2 separate regions of the Homo sapiens genome follow, and region 1 is linked to region 2. A link is an interaction called in ENCODE POLR2A ChIA-PET data of the cell type or tissue named here. Cell type or tissue: OCI-LY7. All regions are shown on one strand. Links, peaks and the distances in the headings refer to the core of each region. The heading gives the core; the rest is flanking DNA.

The links. Peaks named below come from ENCODE experiments on the same cell type or tissue, not always from the same donor. Only the 100,000 strongest peaks of a DNase experiment are listed, where the experiment ranks them.
Region 1: POLR2A ChIA-PET joins it to region 2 with 5 read pairs; 2 of 35 experiments call an interaction of 5 or more read pairs at or near these places.

Annotation. Positions count from the first base shown.
Region 1 is chr13:77,085,186-77,092,975 of GRCh38, forward strand. It overlaps MYCBP2 (MYC binding protein 2), which reads right to left. Exons shown (of 83, transcript NM_015057.5): 60 at 4,921-5,078; 61 at 3,647-3,846; 62 at 2,299-2,448. It overlaps MYCBP2-AS1 (MYCBP2 antisense RNA 1), which reads left to right. Exons shown (of 4, transcript NR_046716.1): 4 at 2,367-2,591. Among named protein-coding and RNA genes, the nearest start is that of MYCBP2-AS2, 7.9 kb to the left of the region's middle. In OCI-LY7, for the core only: no CTCF peak of the experiment used is centred there; no DNase peak of the experiment used is centred there.
Region 2 is chr13:77,335,216-77,343,005 of GRCh38, forward strand. No RefSeq gene overlaps it. Among named protein-coding and RNA genes, the nearest start is that of MYCBP2, 12 kb to the left of the region's middle. RefSeq lists an enhancer at 4,086-4,275. In OCI-LY7, for the core only: no CTCF peak of the experiment used is centred there; DNase peaks (open chromatin) are centred at 3,826, 4,086 and 4,376; H3K4me3 peaks cover 2,280 bases; H3K27ac peaks cover 2,625 bases.

The DNA.
Region 1 (7,790 bases), core at 1,873-6,872, 250 kb before region 2:
AATTCTTCTTTGATGCAACTCATTTGGAAGCGTTACTTAATTTCCCTATAAATATTTTTCTTGTTATTGTTTTGTTATCTAATTCTTATATACTAGCAATAAAGACTGAGGACATGGTGGGAAGAAAACCAATTATTTCAAGTTTGTTAAAACTTGCTTTATGTGTCCAGTAAACAGTCAATTTCCATAGACATTTGTGTGTATCTGAAAAGAATGTAAACAACTATATGCAATGTTTTGTATATTCTATCAAGACTGTCAATCATTCAAATCTGTGTACTTTCTGATTCTTTTTCTCTGCCTGACCTATCCAGTACTAAAAAGAGTGTTATGGTACTATACACAAAACAGCCACAAATTCTCTGTCGCTCTTTCCATCAACAGGTGGAGTTTATTTCTCAGTCTTTGAATTTGACCGGCCTTGTGAATTATACTAGCTAATGGAAGGTGGCAGAAGCATGGCATATGAGTTTAGTGTTCGCCATTTTGGCTTTGCAGCTTCTGTGCTCTCTTTCTTGAATGCTTCTGGCATCTGAACAAACCTAGGCCAGCATTCTGGAGGATAAAAGAGCTCAGGGGGTACCACTTGAAGCACACTATGTAACCAAAACAGGAAAGAGTCATTCCTCTCAGTGGAGCCTTGCTGCAATTGCCAACCCACAGACTGTCAGCAAATAAACAACTGTTTTAGTCCAGTGAGTTCTGGGGTAGTTATGCAGGAACAGATAGCTGTTACAGGTATATGACAATCTCACATTGTAACTGTAGACTGTCCTATTTTTCCTTGCAGTCTGTCAATTGTTACTTTTTTTAAGGTTACAGTATTAGGTAGATACATATCCAGGATTGATCTTTTATCATTTTGTACATCACCATGACATATCATTACTTTTTACATAGTCAATGTTTTTTAAGATATGCCCTCATATTTACACTTTCTTTTCTCTTCATTGATACTCCATGGCCATTTCTCCCAGTTTTTATTCTGGAAATGTCTTTGGTCTTGTTCTTCAAAGACCCTTCAACTGGGTTAACAAGTATTTTCTTTCAGCACGTTGAAAAAAACCAACTGACAGCCTTTTAAACAAACTCAGTATTTTAACTTGTAATGTTGCTACCAAAAATTAAGCAATTATTCTCACTGTCCCTCTTTTGAAAGCTAATATTTTTTTCTGTGGCTGCTTAAAAGATCTCTTTCTTTGTTTTTGGTGTTCAGGTGATTCACTATAATTTGTCCACCATGATTTGTATTTATTCTGCTTGGGGTTTACTGGGCTTCTTGACTCAATGGGTTGTTATCTGTAATCAATTCTGGGAAATTCTCAAGTATTAACTCTTAAACACTGTCTCTCTTCCATTCTGTCTTCTCCTTCTGAAACTCCAAGTAGGTAAGTTGTACATCATTTTGCCCTTCATTGCTCTTAGCAACTTGTATTTTTTATTTACTTTTTCTGTGTTGAAGTCTAGATAATTTCTACAGGTCTCTTATATTTAACCAATTTGTTTGCTGACATGCTATAAAATGTCCAACTGATTGTTTTTTAAATATCAATTATACTTAGATTAATTTTTACGTATTTTCTTTAGTTCTTTATCGAATCCATCATTCTCTTATATTTAGCCAATTTTTTCACTGACATGCTATAAAATCTCAAAACTAAAAATATCAATTATACTTAGATTAGTATTTATGTTTTCTTTAGTTCTTTATCAAATTCATCACTTCATATTTCTTCTTACAATTTCTTCTCATATTTTAAAGTTTCTCTTTTATTTCTTTAAGCATATTAACACATTATTCTACATTTACATAGATAATTACAACCATTGTTGAGGGTCTATTTCTACTGTCTATTGTTTTTGTTAGTTCTTGCTCATGGTGTCTTGTTTGTGAGTTTTAAGAATTTGACTATGATAATGTTGCTTGATATCCTTGGAAATTAACCTAAAATGCCATTCACATAATTTCAGAGTGACTGGGAATAAGATAAATGTCACCTAGATTACTTTCATTTTACAGACATGGAAACCGAGGCCTACAAGTCATACAACTACAATAGGGTAGAAATGAGGCTGAACTCAGGCTCCTAGTGCCCTAATTCAATGCTCTCTCCATTATACAGGCTGCCTTCTATAAAATCCAGGTCTCATTATTAATACTTTGCCCATAGCACTAAAATATTCTTTTTGCTTTCAAGTTAGATCTGCGAATGATTTCATGCAAATTATTGGACTATTTGAAGGTATACTACCAGTTTCTATAAAAATATGCACAATCAAAACAAAAATTTCATTTACTTGTTCTGAATTTTCTTTGCTTGTTTTATTTTCTTCATCCTCTTCTTCCTCTGGTTCCACTGGTGCAGGAGTCAGTGATGCCACAAAATGCCACAGAATATCATGGAGAGAAGTGGTTTGGATGACATTACACAGAAGCCAGTTGAAAGCCTGAAGAAATGACGGTTAAATGAGTTCAAGAATAAAATACATGAGTTTAAAAAGTACTCAGAAATAAAGTACCTCCATGGATTAAGACTTCAAAGAAAGATACTAGAAAATCTTTTTTAATTAAAAAAAATGCCTTATAGTTTTACTATTTGTTTTTCTTTTTAAGAGACAGTGTCTCGCTCTGTCACCCAGGTTGGAGTACAGTGGTGTGATCATGGCTCACTGCAGCCTCAAGCACCCAGGCACAAATGATCCTCCCACCTCAGCCTCCCAAGTAGCTGGGACTACAGGTGTGTACCACCACACCCAGCTGATTTTAAAACTTTTTTTTTGTAGAAATGAGGTCTCACATGTTGCCCACGCTGGTCTCAAACTCTTGCGCTCAAGTGATCCTCCCTCCTCCGCCTCCCAAAGTGCTAGGATTACAAGCATGGGCTACTATGCTTGGCACCTTGAAAATCTGACCTTTATTTCACTGAAAGCACACGGAACTTGAAACAGTTAATAATTTGGGGTTTTAATTTAAAAAAAACAGGAAAAATAATTTATAAGATACAATACCAAAATATTTTTTCAAATCACATTTTACTTTGAAAATTCATTTTAATATTAATTTATTCAAGCACATTTTTTCCAACTTGCATCTGGATGAACACAAAGTGTATCTCAAGCTCTAGGCAAGCAACCATTTACTTAAATATATTCATATAATTCCCATCCATGAAGTGGTAGGTTATTTATCACATTTGATAAAAACACAGATTTACTATATATAGGCCTGTAATATACAGTAATCCTATTATTTCCAGAGACCAAAGGCCCAGAGAAGTTATTACTGGTCAACTTACCACTCAAAAGCCCTACTCCTTATCTTCTTTCCATGATTACTCTGTCATTTCATTCTAATAAAATGACATTCTGAGTATAAAAAGCTTTTAAAAAAAAGATAATCTCAAGATTCAAATAGTAAAGCAATACAGAAATAAATTTCTTTAGGGTGCTTAAATATGAAATTCTAAATTCATTTATATTCATAAACTTTAGAGTCTGATTTTTATAGGAACACTTAATACTTTTAATTGGCTAATGCCTTTTAATTTCACACAATTTCTGTTGGTAAAAAAGTGGCATCGTGAAATAGAATCATCACATGATTTGTATAATCAATGAATCAGTAATTTCATTAATGTCTTCATACCTCCATAGCAAAAACTCGACAAGCAGATTTCCTTAGGGCCTGTTTCATTGCTATTTCAAGACCTTCTAGATCATGATGTTGTATAACAAAAGCTAAAACTGGCCACTGGAAATTTCGTTCTCCTTTAGAAAGAGAGCTGTGGGCTGAGATTAGCCGAGAAAGCTCAGGAGACGGATGTCTCAAAAGGGAAGAACCAACTTCTATTAAAGAAAAAGAAAATTATTAATTTTCATAGGCAGTGCATATATATTTAAGATAATAATATCTAATATATTCACTTAAAGCCTTTGTCATTGGTTTTTTGAACATGACACAAATCATAACAATTTCAACTTTTACTGAGGAAACCAAGGTTCAGAAAGATTAAATATGTTACTCTCTGAAAGTCATATAGCTATTAAGTTGTAGAGGTGGGTTTTGAATCAGAGCTGAATCTAAAGTTCACCTTTTCTAAAACACTCTAAAAGCTAAGTGATTTATATTTTCTCTAAATGAAATCTACATCTCATCTGCATCATTTTCTAAAAGATGGCTTTATAAGAAACATTTCTTAACAGGAGGTCAAAAATATTTGTTGAATGAACCTATAAATTGCTGGACAATCTTCAATAATGTTTTTCTTAAAAGTCTTCAGTAAGATAACTTAATCATCTGACTATAATTTTTAGGCCAAATCTTCATTTTAGCAAGTGATCTCTCTGATAATTGATCACTATATTACCCTGTTCTTCTTGGGTTTTTAAAATTATTCTTGAGGTAGAATCCCCAGCTCCAATTTGGGGCTGTTGATACCAACTGGTCCAGATCATGTAACTGTTTTTTTTTTTTTTTTAAATCGATTAAGGGCTATTTATATCCCCAAAGTTTTATTATCTACTTAGAATGATGGCAGCTCCAAGAGTTATCAAGCTTCAGTTGGGGTGGAGAGATAACTGTGAATGTGTACGTCATTGGAACTCCTGGTCCACAAAAGTTTAGTGGAAGGGATAATGGTTGTAACATTTGGCTTAGATACCTAACAAGTAAGATTGTAAAGGTCAATTTATTCTCGAACAATCACTGAATGATCTCCAGATTTCCCTTCAACTAAGATGCAAAATTTAGAGATGCACATTTATAGCTATGTCATATAGAAGGAATGTCAATCACACATTAGAAATTATCCCATGCCTTTTCCTTCAAAAATTAAATTTTAAAAATTATATGCAAATAAAACAATTTTTTTATTTGTAGTAGTCAGATCACTCAATATTCTTTTTTATCCTCATACTTACCAGTGTCTCCACTGTTAACTCTTCTTCTAGGAATAGCTTTAACTCGTGCAGGTAAAATGGAGTGTTGTTTATCATATTCGGAAGCAACAACTGAGTATGATCTTTGGAAGACAGTTCTCTTTGCAAGATCAGTATCAGTTATGGGACTGGTTTCTAAACTGTACATGGAACAATGCAACAGATACAAACTCAGAAGAGCTGAATGAAATGTAACTATACTTATAATGATGCAAAATATGTGACTCAATATTTCATGTGGAGAAACAAAATCAAAGCCAAATTGATAATCTCTCTTTAAATCATAATTTGATCTTTTCAAATGCAGTAACATTTTGACTGATTTCAGCATTGTACCTTAAAACTTATGGTTTTCTTAAATCTACTTTGTATTTTAAATGAAAAAGAAGAAAGGTTTCCAAGCTCCTTTTAGAATCAAAAGCACTGGGGTGGAATTCATGTATCATAATATTCAGGAAAAACAGTCAGATATAATCGTAAGTGCACCAAATAGAAAGAAAATGGATATGTACACATGAAAACCTAATAAAACAGGAAGCAAAATTTGGTTCCAAAGTTTTCTTTTGGTGTCTTCAGTGTTCTGTGAGGTTTCTCACTCTTGGGAAATGTTGCCCAAAGCCCTTGGAGGATGGCTGCATCAAGGTGTCATGAGAGGTAACAAACTGATTTTTGGCACCAGTGTTGTATTTACACTCTATAAAAGAACTTAATGGTTTTATTCAGGCTTAAGTAAACTAACAGCTTTTCTATTTATTAAAGCAACATTTAAAAATACTTACAAAGTTATTAAGAGAGCTATACAATTTCCTTTATTGACACATTTTATAAAAAAAGAGAAATCCCTTCTCTTTCTTATTTCTCTAAAACAAATTTAGAAACTATTCTTTTCGTGAGCTCCTTTTTCTGTCACCTGAATTCAAATTGGAATATTTTTGCTCACCGTTGGTTCTGGAGTTTTTTCCATCATTCAAGCCAGGTTTGAAATCCTGTGTCCCTTGGTAAAATTATCTATTTTCTAATAGACGGCTAACTGCCTAGGTGTTTTCTTTACTCACCACTTCTCTAAGCTTATGTACATTCTTGTTTGAATAGACTATAAATACTGTACATAACTGATTGGCAGTAAATGTCCCTGGGTGTTAGTATAGGTTGCTTGGTTCCAGAATGACTAGAATACAGGGAAACATTAACTTAATTCACTTTATATATGGTGTTACTATAAAGCACAGACATTTGTTCTGTTTTCAGAGGAAGTTTTCTACTAACTTAAAAAAAATTACACAAATTTAAAAAGTGACTTTTTACCAAAAAAAAAAAAAAATTGCTTGTGAAAGAATTCAAGCAACACAAGAAAATCCAAAGAAGAAAGCAAAGATGACATCTTTAATTGAATGGCTACCCTGAGCCAGGTAATTCCTTGTTAGGCTGTCTTGCCTCCTGTAGGATGGTTAGCAACATCCCTGGCCTCAACTCACTAGGATGCCCACTCAACTAGCCCAGTTGTGACAAAGTTATTTCCAAATATTTCCAGATGTCAACAGAGAGGCAAATATCACCCTCAATTGAGAACCACTGATTTAATGAATTCATTTATTCATCAACTTTTTTTTTTTAAATAGAAGGGGTCTTGCTCTGTCACCTAGGCTGAAGTGCAGTGACACAATCGTAGCTCACTGTAACCTCAAAATCCTAGGCTGAAGCCATCCTCTTGCCTCAGCCTCCTGGATTTTGATCCTAAGGGGTAATAGTAACCCAATGAGAATCACACTTGTCAGACTAGCCTCAAAACAGTTTCTAACTCTTTTAAAAAGTGTATCTCCTTTAGAAATACTTTATCACTTTTAAAGATATAAAAGGTTGCACTGCACTCTGGAGAAAATGTCAAGAGCAGCTTCAAAGAAATTCTGACGAGTAATCCACACAGTTGGGGAGGGGAGAAGTTGCATGTATTTTTAATGAAAAAAAAAAAAAACCTCATTTGGATATATATGTCCCATTGCGCTCATTAAAGTATTTATTATATTAGTTTATAATTATAGTTGTATAGTAGTAACACAGTGGCATGCTCTTTTAATAAGCACATTCTCTTTTCATTCAGCAAATGTCTTCCTTTCCAATGATACCATGTTCACAGTTATTCGTGACTGAAATCTTCATGTCATCTTAAACTTATCTTTTTCATTATCCAGTTAGTCAACAAGTCACACTTATTTTTCCTACAAAATATATCTCTTTAATCCATATGTCAGCTTCTCAATTGTCACTGTGAGACTACCTTTGCATTTTTATCACATCATTCGTCCTCTAAAAAAGTTTCAGTGGTACTCTATTTTTTTTTTTCCTCAAGCTGGAGTTCAGTGGTGCAATCTCAGCTCACTGCAACCTCTGCCTCCCAGGTTCAAGTAATTCTCCTGCCTCAGCCTCCCGAGTAGCTGGGATTACAGGTGTGTGTCACCATGCTCGGCTAATTTTTTGTATTTTTAGTAAAGACAGGGTTTCACCATGTTGGTCAGGCTGGTCTCAAACTCCTGACCTCAGGTGATCCACCCGCCTTGGCCTCCCAAAGTGCTGGGATTACAGGTGTGAGCCACAGCGCCTGGCCTCTATTTTCTTGTGTATTACATTATTGTAACAAGTTTCTATTCAGCTTTCCGAGAAGCTCTTTACTCTGATACTACCATACCTAAGTTAGGAGGCACTGTAAACAATAATCCAAGAAGTTTAAGATTTATTTTCAATGCCACTGCTCCCATGAAAACTCAAAGTAACCCTTCCCTACTCTGATTTACTACAGCATTAAGTAATGTCATATAATGTAATCTTTAATTCCTTCACTAGTTGATCTCTTCTCT
Region 2 (7,790 bases), core at 1,954-6,953:
TCTCACTCATTCACTAGTAGTATTGTCAGAACTCCACAATAAACTTCTTGTATGCCAGTCTACATCTGTTTCCCAATCTCTTTCCCAGGGAGCCCAACTTAATTCAGTTGTAAGGGGAGTGGTCTGAAGAACCAGAGTCTGAAATGGAATTTTGGAGCTGGATTATCCACTGGTTAGGTGGCAGTGAGGGCCCCCTGTAATGGACAGTTTCTAAGGTGACCTCGTCATGATCTCTATATCCTAATATCTCTGTTTTTGTATAAACTTTTCCTCTTGTGTGTGGGTAGGACCTGCAAATTCCTCCTAAACAATAGAATATGGCAAAAGTGACAGGATGTACTTGATTATATTTATGTAATTGAGTTGCATACTACTGTAACTATGTTGCTGGGACCATCTCTCCCTTAGTGGCTTTGAAGAAGCAAGTTGGCATTTTGTAAGCCATCACACAGAGAGGTTCATATGATAAAGGGGTTAATGGTAGCTTCTGACCAACAGCCAAAGAGGAACTGAGTCCTCAGCCTGGCAGCCTGCAAGGAATTGAATTCTGACAAATACCATATGAGTTTGGATGTGGTTCCTTTCCAGTTGAGCCTCAGATGAACTGCATCCCCAGCTGACATCTTGATTAGAGCCTTGCAGAGGACAGTGATAAGTCATGCCCAGACTCCTGATACACAGCAACTAGAAGACAGTGTCATTTTAAGTTTGTGGTAATATTGTTATGCAGCAATAGAAAACTAATAGGCTATCACTGATGATGGATGGATAGAATATGGAGCATTGATAGCCCTGACATGTGGTAAGTGTAGCTGTGCAATTGCTGAAACTTTCACTGGAGATGGCTAGGCTGGGAGACCTGTGGATGTGAATGCGCCTGCAGGTGCAGTAGCTCAAGTTTTGAGAGGTTCAAGGAAGGTGTTAGTTATAAAGTTAGTGGAATTAGATTCCCCTTGTTGAGTGCATAGATGTCTGAGGCATGCCAGATACCTCCTACAAGTTAAAGGGTAAATTATCTCATCTTGTTCTTCCTATCTTTTTTCTTTATTTTCTGAAGGCACAATATTTACTTGAAAATATTGCTTTGAGGCATTTCTTGAATGACACAGATGACTGACAGCTTTAAGTGAAGCCCAGAACAGAAAAAAAATTCTGCATCATTTCTAGGCTGTGTGAAAAGCACTTCTGCTCCTTGGGCCATACGACGTTACAGAACCTATGAAATTACAGATGTCAGTGACAGGAAAAGATGCTTTGGAATTAATGGGAAGTTTCAGTGGGAAAATCACAAAGAAGAGCTTAAGGACTCTGGAGCAAAACCATGTGATCTTTAGCAAAAACATTATGCACTGTTTGAAAAATGGCTCTTGGCATACTATTTGAGCTCTGAGAGAGACAGAATATCTCCCCTTGAGATGTCAGGTGATCACAAGATATGTCAAGTGGCTAGGACCACCCACTGGGAGCTGCGTTTTGTCAGACCACCAACTCATAAGGTCCAGTGGGCCCAATGTCTACCTATGATAAAGTGGAGGTGATATACCCAGAACTGGGTATGGGCTGGCCATAGCACAAGTAAGCTGCATGAGGATGAGGCCAGACGCCTATATTGTCCCCCACTGTTGCACTGGTGCCTGTCTCTAAGCTCAAATATATGGCTGTTTGGGTAGGGGAGGGAAAAAGTTGAGCTTGTTTCATGCGTTGGCTGGCTTGGGAAGTGGAAGCAGGCTGAAAATGGACAGCTGTTGCACTGTGATCCTGACAGTGCAGGATCACTAGATAGTGATCAGGCAAAATCCTCTCAATGGTTCAGACTTTATGCAGTATACATTCTCATTCATTTTACACATAAGAGAAGTAGTCTGAAGTAAGAATATGTAATACTCGTGGTAGTGGCAGATGTCTTGGCTCTTTGGTTGAGGGACTGAAAGTTAGAAGATTGGGAAGAAGAAGGTCTGTAAAAGAGGTAGGTGAGTGGACTTGTTGGAGTGAGCACAAAGCATGAATATCTTTGAATCAGTCTCATGATGATGCCTCTCAGATCGCATCTCACCTGGAAGAGTCAGTGAACAATCACATAGACAGGACGATTCCACCAGTTGAAGTTACTCTCTGTTTTTGTCCACCTGATGGTGGCACAAAAGGCACATGGATGGAGTAGCTCTGGTGCAGAGATGGAGGCTCTATAGGGTGGCAAGGACGGAGGTTATGCATGGAACTTGCAGCAAGGACTGTCACTGAGCAATGCTGATCTAGCTACTGCTACTGCCAAATGCACAAACTGCCAGCAAAAGAGACTAACATTAAGCCCTTAAGACAGCATGATCCCTCAAGGAGACCAGCCAGGCACTGGCTGGATAGTTGATTACGTTCCACCTTGGAAGGGTCAGTGATTTAACTTGACTGAGATTAGTACCTATTCTGATATAGGTTTGCCTTCTTTGGCCACAGGACTTTCATTGGCCAGCACCATTATCTGAAGACTCACATAGATATGGGATCCTGAAAAGCATTGTCTCAGACCAAGAAGCCCACTTACCTTATGGTATCTGATGTGTGACAGTAGATACATGTCTGTGGTGGGCTGAATAATGCCCCCCGTCCCAAGATGTCCATGTTATAATCCTCAGAACGTGTAAATATGTACCTTTACGTGGCAAAAGGGTCTCTGCAGATGTGATTAAGTTAAGCATCATCTTCGGATGGAGAGATTATCCTGGCTTATCCAGGTGGGCCCATATAATCACAAGAGTTCTGATAAGAGGGAGGCAGGCGGGTGAGAGTGAGAGAAAGTGATGTGACTACAGAAGCGGAGTCAGAGAAGAAGATGCCGTGATGGAGTGGAGGTGCAAGAGAAAGAGAAAGATCTGAAGGTGCTACGCTGCTGGCTTTAAAGGTGGAGGAAGGGCCAGGAGCCAAGAAATGCAGGTGGCCTCTAGAAGCTGGAAGAGATCAGGAAAAAAATTCTCCCCTAGAACCCGTGAAGGAAATGTAGCCTTATTTACATCTTGATTTTAGGACTTCTGACCACCAGAAATACAAGATAGTTTGTTTTAATCCAGTAAATGTGTCGCAGTGGCAATAGGAGACTGATAAAATGTCCATTGGATCCACTTATCCTATTACCTAAAATGCCACCCAGAACCTGCTGTTGATGGAATAGTGCTGTGGTCTTTTGAAGGTCTCATTGAGGCACAGCTACACATAGTAGACTTTAAGTGAACACCTATTCTGTGATGCTGTGTTTCTGATAGAATATATGAGTTCAGGAGTCCAGAGTGGAAGTGGTAGTAGCTCTACTTTCAGTGACCTCTTAGAGAATTTGTGGTTTCTGTTCTGCTCAGGCTCCCGGTTCCAAAAGGTGTAACACTTCCACCAGAGGACCTAGTAAGAACCCCATTGGACTTTAAGTTATGGTTGCTTTCAGTCGCTTCAGGCCCTTCAGTCCAAGAGACCAGCAGATAAAGAAAGGAGTCCTACACTGGCAGGTATAAGTGACCTCTATTAGCAGGAGTAGATAGGGCTGCCATTACATATGGCCACAGAGAAGAATATGTCTAGCACTTAGGTGATCCATGACTGTGTCTCTTGATACTCCTTACTTAATTTTGACATTAAATGAACAAGTACAGTCACCATGGTCTGAGAAGGGCATGGTGACCAGCGGCTCAGATTTCTGAGATGAGAGTGTGGGTAATTCTGTTCATAGGCTCTCTAGACTAGCAGGGGTTCTAGCTGAAGGAGAAATCAATCTAGGACGCATGTGGAAGAAAGGCATTATGAGTTTCAGTTGTAGCACTGAAACCAGCTACAGCAACAAGGGCTCCAGTTCATACCATGTGTCTTCCTCTTTTAGGTTTCAACAGGAAAAAACAAACAACTACCCACAGTCCTGGACATAGGATGAACTCTCTAGAGAAGCAAGTGGGTCTGAGCAATGCTGGGGATGGACTGTAATGGATTTCGCAGTGTATTGCCCGGATTGCTCTCTTGGGAGCGAGTCCCTTATTTCCCAGCTGTCAGAAGTGTTGGCTGCCGACAGCTCACAGCTGAGCCCTTTGCTGAGACTTGTCCTCAGCTGACGACTGCTTCCTGGCTTATGGTCATGTCACCTCCCTGAGGTGCAGTTTGCTTCAAGTGACTTAACATTGCAGTGGTACAAAGACCTAGTCCTGTCCCCCTAATGTGGAGACAACTCCAAGGGCCAGGCCAATTCCAGAACTCCCTGTGAGTTTGGCTGATACCTCTGTTTTTAATTGATCCTCAGTTCACTTCTCCCTCTATCTAATTCTGCTTCTCTGACATCTTTACAGGTTGTGTTCCTGAGTATACTTGCTAGTAACCTTCCTGCATACAAGTTTTTGTTTCAGAGCCAGTTTCCTGGGGGAACTGAAACCTAGACAATTATAATGAGTAAAGGACATAATCTGTCATTTCACCTGCTTAAAATAATGATGACATTATTTATGACATCGTGTCATGACCCAAATTTCTCACCTTAGGATTTTGTTTTAGAATTAAGTACTCACGAAGACACTACTTTCCTGAAAACCTGTTCTCTCCCTTTATTAATGAAAAACTAGACAATTGATCATTATTCCCTTTATATTTGGCTACTGAGAGAATAAACTTGATATTTTGTTACAGTCCTTCCCCAAATTCTGAAAAAGTTGTTAAAACATCTGTAGCAAATGGAAGCAGATATCACTTTTATTACAATAACGGTTAAGTGGGAGGATAGAGCTTAATGTAAAGCTAAGAAAGCTCTCTCCTCTAAACCTCAAATGCTAGCAATTTTATCCATCCACTCACTTTAGTACAGGCAGGGCAGTTCTCCCTATGCAACAGGGAGGAAATTGCCTGCTCCTCGAAGGCTCCTACCTCCTCGTTGGATGAAAAGAGGAAGGGGATATAGGCTATTGATGCCTGATTTCTCCTTCCTAACTCAACAATAAAATAAGTTGTTACATTTCGCTACCAATATTCTATCATTGTTGTTCTCCCAATGATAGAATGTAGCTGGGCACCATGAACAAAGGATACCAATTAGGCAGTTACTGCTGTAGTTCAACATGACCCCATTGAGGGCCTCAAAGAAAACAGTTGGTATAGAGAAAAGAGGGCCCTTTGGGAAGTTTCATGCACAGGAAAAAAGTGACTGATCTAACGTGGGTGGGGAAAATGGAGACTCCTAGTAGGACCCCAGATTCTGGATGGATAATGGTTTCATCGAGATGAGGAGTCCAGGAAAAGGAGGAGATTTTGGGATGGGAGATGAAGAGTGCTCTTTATCTTCGCTAACTTGTTTCCTGGTCTGATAAGAATTTGAGGAAATATATTTAGAGAACATGATCACTCCTCCACTTATACACATTATACACATACCTCTGCCACTGATTTTGGGCTCAATCCAACCTATTCTCCACACTATTGTGATCTTTTAAAGCTGTACCATATGCAATGAAATGTAATTTGGCAATAAAAAAGAATGAAATACTGATGCACGTTGCAACATGAATAAACCTTGAAAATATGTTGCTGAGGTTGAGGCCAATCTCTCCCAGTCACTGCAGACTCTGTTGTAGTAGTCTCTATACCTATTGAAATCATGCTGAATACAGTCTTTCTTACCAAGGGAAAAAAAGAATATAATGCTAAGTGAAAGAAGCCAGACACAAGAGGCTACATATTGTGTGGGTCCACTTATATGAAACATCCAGAGTCAGCAGATCCACTGAAACAGACTGTGTAGACTAGTGGTTCCAGTGGCTGGGCGGGGAGGGGATGGAGAAGAGTTTGGGGAGTGACTGCTTCATGGGTATGAGATTTGTGTGTGTAGGTTGGTGGTGGGGGCAGGGTGGTGATGAAAATAATCTACAATTGCTGTGTATGACTGCACAACTGTGACTATACAGAAAGCACTCAATTGTACTTTAAAAGGATGAATCTTTTGGTATGTTCATTATATTTCAATAAATCTTATTTTTTAAAAATTCACTTAAAATCCCTCCATGATTTGTATTAAGCAGGGTAATTAGAGCTATTTGCCACAACAGCCAAACCTGTGAGCTGCTGATTCTCTTCACCCCCCAGAGGCATTCTGTTCTCTTCACTGAACGGCTTTGTGCCCCTGGAGGCTGGCCCCTGTGCACTGTGCCACCTGGGCTCCTTCCAGGCTGCCTTCTGATTGGGGTTGGCCAATGGGGAGCCCCTTTCAGGAGATGGAAGGGCAGGAGAAGAGGCAGGTCAGGGTATTTGTTTCCAGCTCGCTTCCTCCTGGTTCATAGCCTCTGACAGGGCCTGTGTGCTGCTGCTTTTTTTTTTTTTTTTTTTTTTTTGTTGAGGTGGAGTCTCACTCTGTCACCCAGGCTGGTGTGCAGTGGCTTGATCATGACTCACTGCAACCTCTGCCTCCCAGGTTCAAGTGATTCTCCTGCCTCAGCCTCCCGAGTAGCTGGGATTACAGGCACCCACCACCATGCCTGGCTAATTTTTGTATTTTTAGTAGAGACAGTTATTCACCATGTTAGCCAGGCTGGTCTCGAACTCTCGAACTCTTGACCTCAGATGATCTGCCCACCTCGGCCTCCCGAAGTGCTGGGATCACAGACATGAGCCACTGTGCCCGGCCTGTGCTTCTGACTAGAGCTCCTCTGGGTAGCTTCTCCTCTTTGGCTCCACTATTGGGGCTCTCATAACTCCACTTCCTCTCTATGCCCCTTCAGATCTAGAGGTCATAACAGCTTCCCACCTATCATGTTTCTTCCCTTACCCTGCCACAATTCTGAAAGGAGTTCTTTCATTAAAATCTATTTACTCGAACTATCTGGGGCAATTTGTCTCTTGAAAGAATTCCGATTGATACCCCCCAAATCTCAGTGACTTAATACTGGATTAATTCCTGAACATGCCAGTCTCATACAGGTCAGGTAGTCCTCTTTATTCTTAGAGCTCTGCCATCTGGAATACATGGCCTCCAACATGAGGCAGAGGAAGAGTGAGTTGGAAGATTGCTTGGGATGCTATTGGGAGCCAGGCCTAGAAGTGGCTTACATCACTTCCACCCTTGTTTCTTGGTCAGAACAAGTCACAAGGCCCCAAGCCAACTGCAAGGGAGACTGGGAGAGTGATGTGGGAGACATATGACATTGACTTTGGCAACGAAATTGCCTTCAGGCTTTAATAAACTCCTTAAAAAGGCATAAAAGACACATCGGCCTCTGGCCCCAGCCTACCTTGCCATCTTTATACCTGCCACTGCCCCACACTGTGCTTTTGCATAAGTTGTTTTTCTGCCTGATTTTCCATGTTCCTTCTCCTCCACTTGGATACTCAAGTATTTACTTCAAAATTAATCTCAGTAATTAACTCCTCCTGGAAACTTATCTTGACCAGCCCTTCCTAAGCTGGTTCTCTGTGCTACCACAGTCCCAGGAAGACGTCTCCATCATAACATTTCCATTTTTTTTTTCTTTTGAGGCAGAGTCTCAGTCTGTCACCCAGGCTGGGGTGCAATGGCACAATCATAGCTCATTGCACCCTCAAACTCCTGGGCTCAAGTAGTGCTCCCACCTTCAGCCTTGGGAGTAGCTGGGACTACAGGCTCACACCATCATGGCCAGCCTATTTTTGTGTCCTTTTTTGTTTTTGAGATGGGTGTCTCACTTTGTTGACCAGACTGGTCTCAAACTCCTGGCTTCAAATGATTCCCCTGCCTCAGCCTCCCATAGCGCTGGGATTACAAGCATGAGCTATGGTGCCTGGCCAACATTTACTATTTTGTGTTATAG